Regions from separate parts of the Homo sapiens genome. Here region 2 is linked to region 1. The links are chromatin contacts, found by Hi-C in ENCODE. All regions are on one chromosome and are shown on one strand. The core of a region is the stretch at or near the end of the contact, and the rest is flanking DNA. Distances in the headings are between cores, read along the strand shown.

What was found. Hi-C counts contacts between places; a loop is a spot of excess contacts on that map. Pooled maps may share reads with other maps.
Region 2: a loop to region 1 is called in a map with no recorded cell type, with 12 times the contacts of the local background. The contact joins two enhancer-like sites. A Hi-C loop is called at or near these places in 2 of 37 single-sample maps with no recorded cell type and 2 of 50 pooled maps.

Annotation. Positions count from the first base shown.
Region 1 is chr18:11,510,145-11,513,090 of GRCh38, reverse strand. No RefSeq gene overlaps it. Among named protein-coding and RNA genes, the nearest start is that of LINC01255, 23 kb to the right of the region's middle. Within about 2 kb of position 1,535, at least 3 of the 41 ENCODE cell types and tissues checked have a DNase peak (open chromatin) inside an H3K27ac peak, as active enhancers do.
Region 2 is chr18:12,048,815-12,051,760 of GRCh38, reverse strand. No RefSeq gene overlaps it. Among named protein-coding and RNA genes, the nearest start is that of ANKRD62, 44 kb to the left of the region's middle. RefSeq lists an enhancer at 1,011-1,200. Within about 2 kb of position 1,465, at least 5 of the 41 ENCODE cell types and tissues checked have a DNase peak (open chromatin) inside an H3K27ac peak, as active enhancers do.

The DNA of each region.
Region 1 (2,946 bases), core at 286-2,785:
TTTGCTATTGAGGTCACAGATCAGGACCTTTCCCATTCTTCTATTCTCTAGTGACTCTCTTTTTCTCTGTCTTGTCCACTTTAGCACAGAAATTATATCTTTTCCGTGGGATAAGGAAACTTATCTTTACTATGGAGTAAGGACACTTTAGGGAACGTGCTAAATGCAGCTCAGCAGTGAGCTTGACACAGATTTGGAATATTAAACCTTTTGGATCAGTGCCTCTCATACCTGCACACTCCATTTCCACATGGTGGCAGCTGCAACCCTAGAAATGGGAAAGCAAGTGCCAGTCAGCAGGACAGGAGGGAGGCAACCTCAGAATTTAGAAGCTTGTGTGATAGTCATGAACCTCCTTCTAGAACAATCCCATCGTGAGGAAAGTTGGTATTGTTGTGCTAAATTTTCATGGTGGACCTGTCTGGAATTTTAGGAGTGTAATCTTCTCATTTCCTTTAGAAAAAAAAAAAAAGCCAGCTAGAAAGGGAGGATGCACCATGCTAAAAATTACCTAATGAAACCGAATGCAACTGAGAAAAATACTTGGACTTGGTTGTTTCAACAACCTGTTCTTCCCTTGTGAAATAAAATCAGCCACACTGCTGTGTAGAATGTAATAAAGATGGGGAGTGTCCTGCTTTTAACAGTGTGCTGGGAGAATGTGTTTCTGTGCCAGTCCCTGTAAGGTTATGTGATATGCTAAGTTTTGCAAGCCTGGTTCCTTTCCTGGCAAGGGAAAACCGATAAGATAAGGGAAAACCATTTTGCTATGGACTTGCCCCAAGATGCATTCATAATGTCACAGCTCCCTTAGTCTAGCTGGGCCTCGCTGGGGCTGCCTCAAGCTGTTGGCCATTCTGTTATCTGGTCCACTCTGCTATTTTGTTATGGCAACACAATTGCTATTCGGTCCCTGGTAGATCTAGGACAGACATTGATAGTTACCACTGAGGCATAAAAAATGGGAAATCTTTGCTATCGAGATCACAGATCAGGACCTTTCCCATTCTTCTCTTCTCCAGTGACTCTCTTTTTCTCTCTGTCTTGTCCACTTTAGCACAGAAATTATATCTTTTCTGCAGGATGAGGAAACTTATCTCTACTATAGAGTAAGGACACTTTAAGGAACATGCTAAATGCAACTCAGCAGTGAGCTTGACACAGATTTGGAACGCCGTTAGTTTCAGTGTGATTTGCAGGCCCAGAAAAATAACAACAGCTTCGCATTCTGCAGTCTAAGTTACAGAGGTTTTCCTGGTAGAAGTGGATATTTGAGGTCAGGAGTAAGAGTTTTAATTAAAAATGCTTTTTAAAAACACTTTTATGTATACAATTAGAAATGTATAAAATTTAGAAAAAGACATAAATACAAAAAATACCTCTTTCATAATGGTTTCACTTCTCTTGTTTTGAAGCATGCGAAGTAAAAAGTGAAACTCTCTTTTCTTTCCCTCTGATCCTGAAAGTAACCACAGCTGGCAGTTGAACAGCCATCACCCCACCTGTTCCCTAGGCCTCCGTGTCCCACTGGACATATATGCGAAGATCTAGTTTTATAGTATTTTAGTATGTTGGATCATACTATGCATATCATTTGACAGCATCTCTTTTTACTTAAGTTTTGACATGTATATTTTTCCAAGTCAGTTCATATAAATCTACTGTGTATATGTATATGCTAAAAGTTACTAAGTCTCATACTTTTGATGAATCTGCAGGTTAATTTTGAGAAGGGTACATTATAAATAACAAACATTTAGACCATAGAGATCATCTATTTCTCTTTCTATAAATGAGGAAATTGAAACCCAGAAAGGCTGAATGACTCCCATAATTAATAGAGAATCATCAACAGAATACACGTATATTTCCTGCTTTCTATTACCTTATGTGTTTAGGCATGAGAACTCAATCTGTGTTACAAAAAACACAAGGATCTGGGCCGGGCGTGGTGGCTCACACCTGTAATCCCAGTACTTTGGGAGGCCAAGGCAGGCAGATCACAAGGTCAGGAGATCGAGACCATCCTGGCTAACACGGTGAAACCCCGTCTCTACTAAAAATACAAAAAATTAGCTGGGCGTGGTGGCGGGTGCCTGTAGTCCCAGCTACTCGGGAGGCTGAGGCAGGAGAATGGCGTGAACCCGGGAGGCGGAGCTTGCAGTGAGCCGAGATCTCGCCACTGCACTCCAGCCTGGGCCACAGAGCAAGACTCCGTCTCAAAATAAATAAATAAATAAATAAATAAATAAATAAAAGGATCTGAGAGAGCTCGTGGGAGGCTAGAGAGGCAAAGAAGCCTTCATCATTCACTCCTTCACTGAGGTTCTATTCTAGTTGCTAGGGACACATCACGCAAGAAAACAGAAAACAACCTCTACCCTCAGGAAGCTCACAGTTCAGTGGCATGGGCAGGAGGCAGATATAAACAAAACAAGTAAATAACATACGTTATATTGGAAAGTGATAAAATCCATGGAGAAAAATTAAGGAAGAGATAGGTGGGGTAGGTGGGCAATATTGTAATTTTAAGTGAGGGGGTTATTCAGAGAAGCCCTCATTGATAAGGTGACTTAAAATAACTTGAGGTGTATTGACATACAAAATACACGGATTTGAAGTGAACTCTTTTGACAAATGTGTACACTCAAGAAGCAGTCACCACAATCAAGATAAGGAACATTTCCACCACTCTCAGTAGTTTCCTCATCCCCCTTGGTAACCCATCTCACTTATCTCCCTGTCTCCCCCCCACAGCAACCGTTGATGTGCTTCTTGTCACTATATAGCAGCAGGAATTTTCTAGATACTAATATAAATGAAATCTTATGAGACGTACTTTTTTGGGAGGGATATGGCTTCTTTCACTCAGCATAATTATTTTGAGTTTCAACCCTCTCATTGAGTGTTTCAATAATAGTTTATTCTTTTTTATTGCTGAGTAGA
Region 2 (2,946 bases), core at 216-2,715, 540 kb before region 1:
AAAATAGCAGCCTAACATAGCAATATTTATCTTAAATGTAAATAATCAATGTGTATCAAAATACAAATTGACAGAGTGGAAAGAACAAGAAACATAATTCTAAAATATTTATAGGAAATTCATAACATAGTTAACAACATGAGTTGATAAAGAATAGAAAAAGATATACCATACAAACATTATTCAAATCAAAGTAAGAGTGGCCCCATTGATATCACATAAAGTCGACTCTAGAGCAAAGAAAACTCGTGGGCAAAAAGATCACTATATAACGATAAAAGTATCAATCCAACAAAAATGCAGTTATCCTAAATATGTCCCCACCAAACAAAAGAACCTCAAAGTACACAAAATAAAACTGACTGAGCTGAAAGGAGAAATAGGCACATTTTAAATTCTAGTTGTAAGTCTGACCACCTCACTCTCAGCAGTTGGTAGAATCACTAGGCGTTAAATTACTAGCAGACATAGAACAGGAGAGCACCATCAACCAATAGGGTAGAAGCAACATTTACGGAACAGTGCCCAACAGCAAAATATACACTTTTTCTCAAGTGCTCATGGACTATTCAGGAAGATAAACCATATCCTGGGCCATAAACCAACCTCAGCAGGTATAAAAGAACTGAAATCATTCCGAGTGTGTTTTCTGGCCATAATGAAATGAATCAAACTATGAATTAATTCATAGTAGAAAGACAACAGCAAAATATCCAACCACTTGGAAATGAAACAACAGACTTCTAAATAATATTTGGATCAAAGAAAAAGCCTCAAAATAAATTTTAGAAATTCATGGAATTGAATAAAGCCCTGCTGATAGGGAAATTAACAGCACTAAATGTTAACCTCAGAAAAGAGGAAAGGCCTCAAAACGATAATTAACTTTCTACTTCAAGAAACTAGAAAAACAAGGAGGGACGGGACAAGGTTGTGGCTGATCCCAGAGAGGTAGTGGCAGCCACCGAGGCAGAAAGTGGGACTGGCGCACACCCTGAGCACATCGCAACCCCTGTGCACCCAGCTGTGAACCGGGGGAGCCAGATCAGAGGCCGGTGCCAGCTGGGCCAACTCCAACAAGGACACATCCCTAGCTGTGGGTAGTAAGTCCAGTTATAAATTTTTCTCCCTTCTTCTGTGGATAAGCTGGAACAGATCCCTGAATTGCACTGATACCGAAGATGCGTGCATTATAGAAAATTGTTGTCAAGCACCTTAGTGGCCATTTTGAACCTCAAAGCTCAGAGGAAGCTAAAGGTTTGCCACTTGAAAAAGGGAACTGAGATCTGCAACTACAGCTACTCCAATAAGATAGTGGCTGTGGAGCTCCAAAGGCAAAGGCTAATAGCGTGCCTGGGAGATCCTTTGCACTTCCACAACATTTGGGACTTGAAGGTACTGCCTGGGATCAGGAGATCCTCCAAGCCCTGCAGGCTTGTGAGCACTACCAATAGTTACTTGGCCTAGGCAGGGAGTGCTGTGACTTTTCTATTTTAAATTTATACAATTTATTCAGCAAAGTAATGAGATATTGTGGTTGCAAGTTTCAGTATTTGCCTAGCTTCCCTTTTCATTTTGCAGAATTAGAACAACCTCAAATACTTCAAACTGCATTCCAAACCAACGCATATAGCAGCTAAAGTTCTGAGGGCATTTAAGTGGAGTTATTCTATGAAAGATCATTTTAGATTTTTTGGAGTGGTGAAAGTTTAGGATGGAAATGAAAAGGTAAAAATATTGTATCTGCTCTGCCTTTTCAGGATTTCAGGTTTTTTAACAGAGGAAGGGTGAGAGATGCCTGTTTCCAGGTCATTGTGCCATGGTCACACCTGTTGAATAGCTTCCAAAGGGGGTTGGTCAACTGACCATCTGCAGTGAAATGCCCTGATATTCCTGGGTTGGCTTTACAGCAAGTCTCTAAATGCTGGGAGCACATAGTCAGTTCTCACTGTGCAGACTTTTCTAGAGGAGCTAGTGTGTAGATTGTATTGTTACTAGGCAGAGGGAAAAGGTGAGGAGGATAAACTTTTCTTTAAAATCTCTTATATGTCCATCCTGGACCCTCAGTCATGTGGGATCCCAGTCATGCCATATTGGGTGTGCTCCCAAGTGGAGCAGGCTGCTGTTTACCAAAGAGAGAGAAGGGCCATGGCAAGAGGCAGTCTTGACCTGCCCCACAGGCTTATGACACGGGACCAGAGGGGTCTCTCTCTGTCTCCTTCCAGAAACCAGCTTTGGACTCCATCTCTGAGGGGGCATATTTGGATAAAGTGAGTGTTAATGGAGGAAAAAAAATGTCAAAGGGTACATGATAGATTTAGAACCCTGAGCTGGGGTTTCCTGGTAATCAAAGAGAGAGTTGCATTTCAAGTTCTGTGTGAAGATATTATTAGTTTTGGTGCCTGCCTGTTGACTTTTACACTTGTGGTGATTTGGGAACTCTAATTTACTTTGCCAGGTTTCTTTCATCTTTCTCTGGGATTGGTAGCTCTAGAAGATGTTGGCAATTTGCTTCCTTCTTTCAGCCTCAGTTTTCTGTTTAAAATGAGGCAGTTTGGAAGGGTGGCCTCTGAAGTCCTGGAGCCATCAACCCCTGCTCCCCTTTGGGTGACCCTGGCAAGGCTTGGCACTTTCACTTCCAGACACAGAAAGCTCTGTGCTTACCTGGGTAGAATCTGATGTGAGCACCCCATAGAGGGAGGACTAAGGATTCGTGGTTGAGAAAAATGAAAAGAGTTTATGTGGGTTTGCTGAGTAATCATCATGGGAAAATTACTCATGTCTATTTTTCCTTTGCTTATTTCATTGCTATAAGCATCTCTTTCTCTTCCCTTACACTTTAACCCCCCTGAGTCCCATCAAGTCCCAGTGTCACTGGCAGGCCTCAGGCATGTGCAGGTCCGGCAGGGAGGCAGGGAGAGCTAGAAGTACTGAGTTGGCCATTAG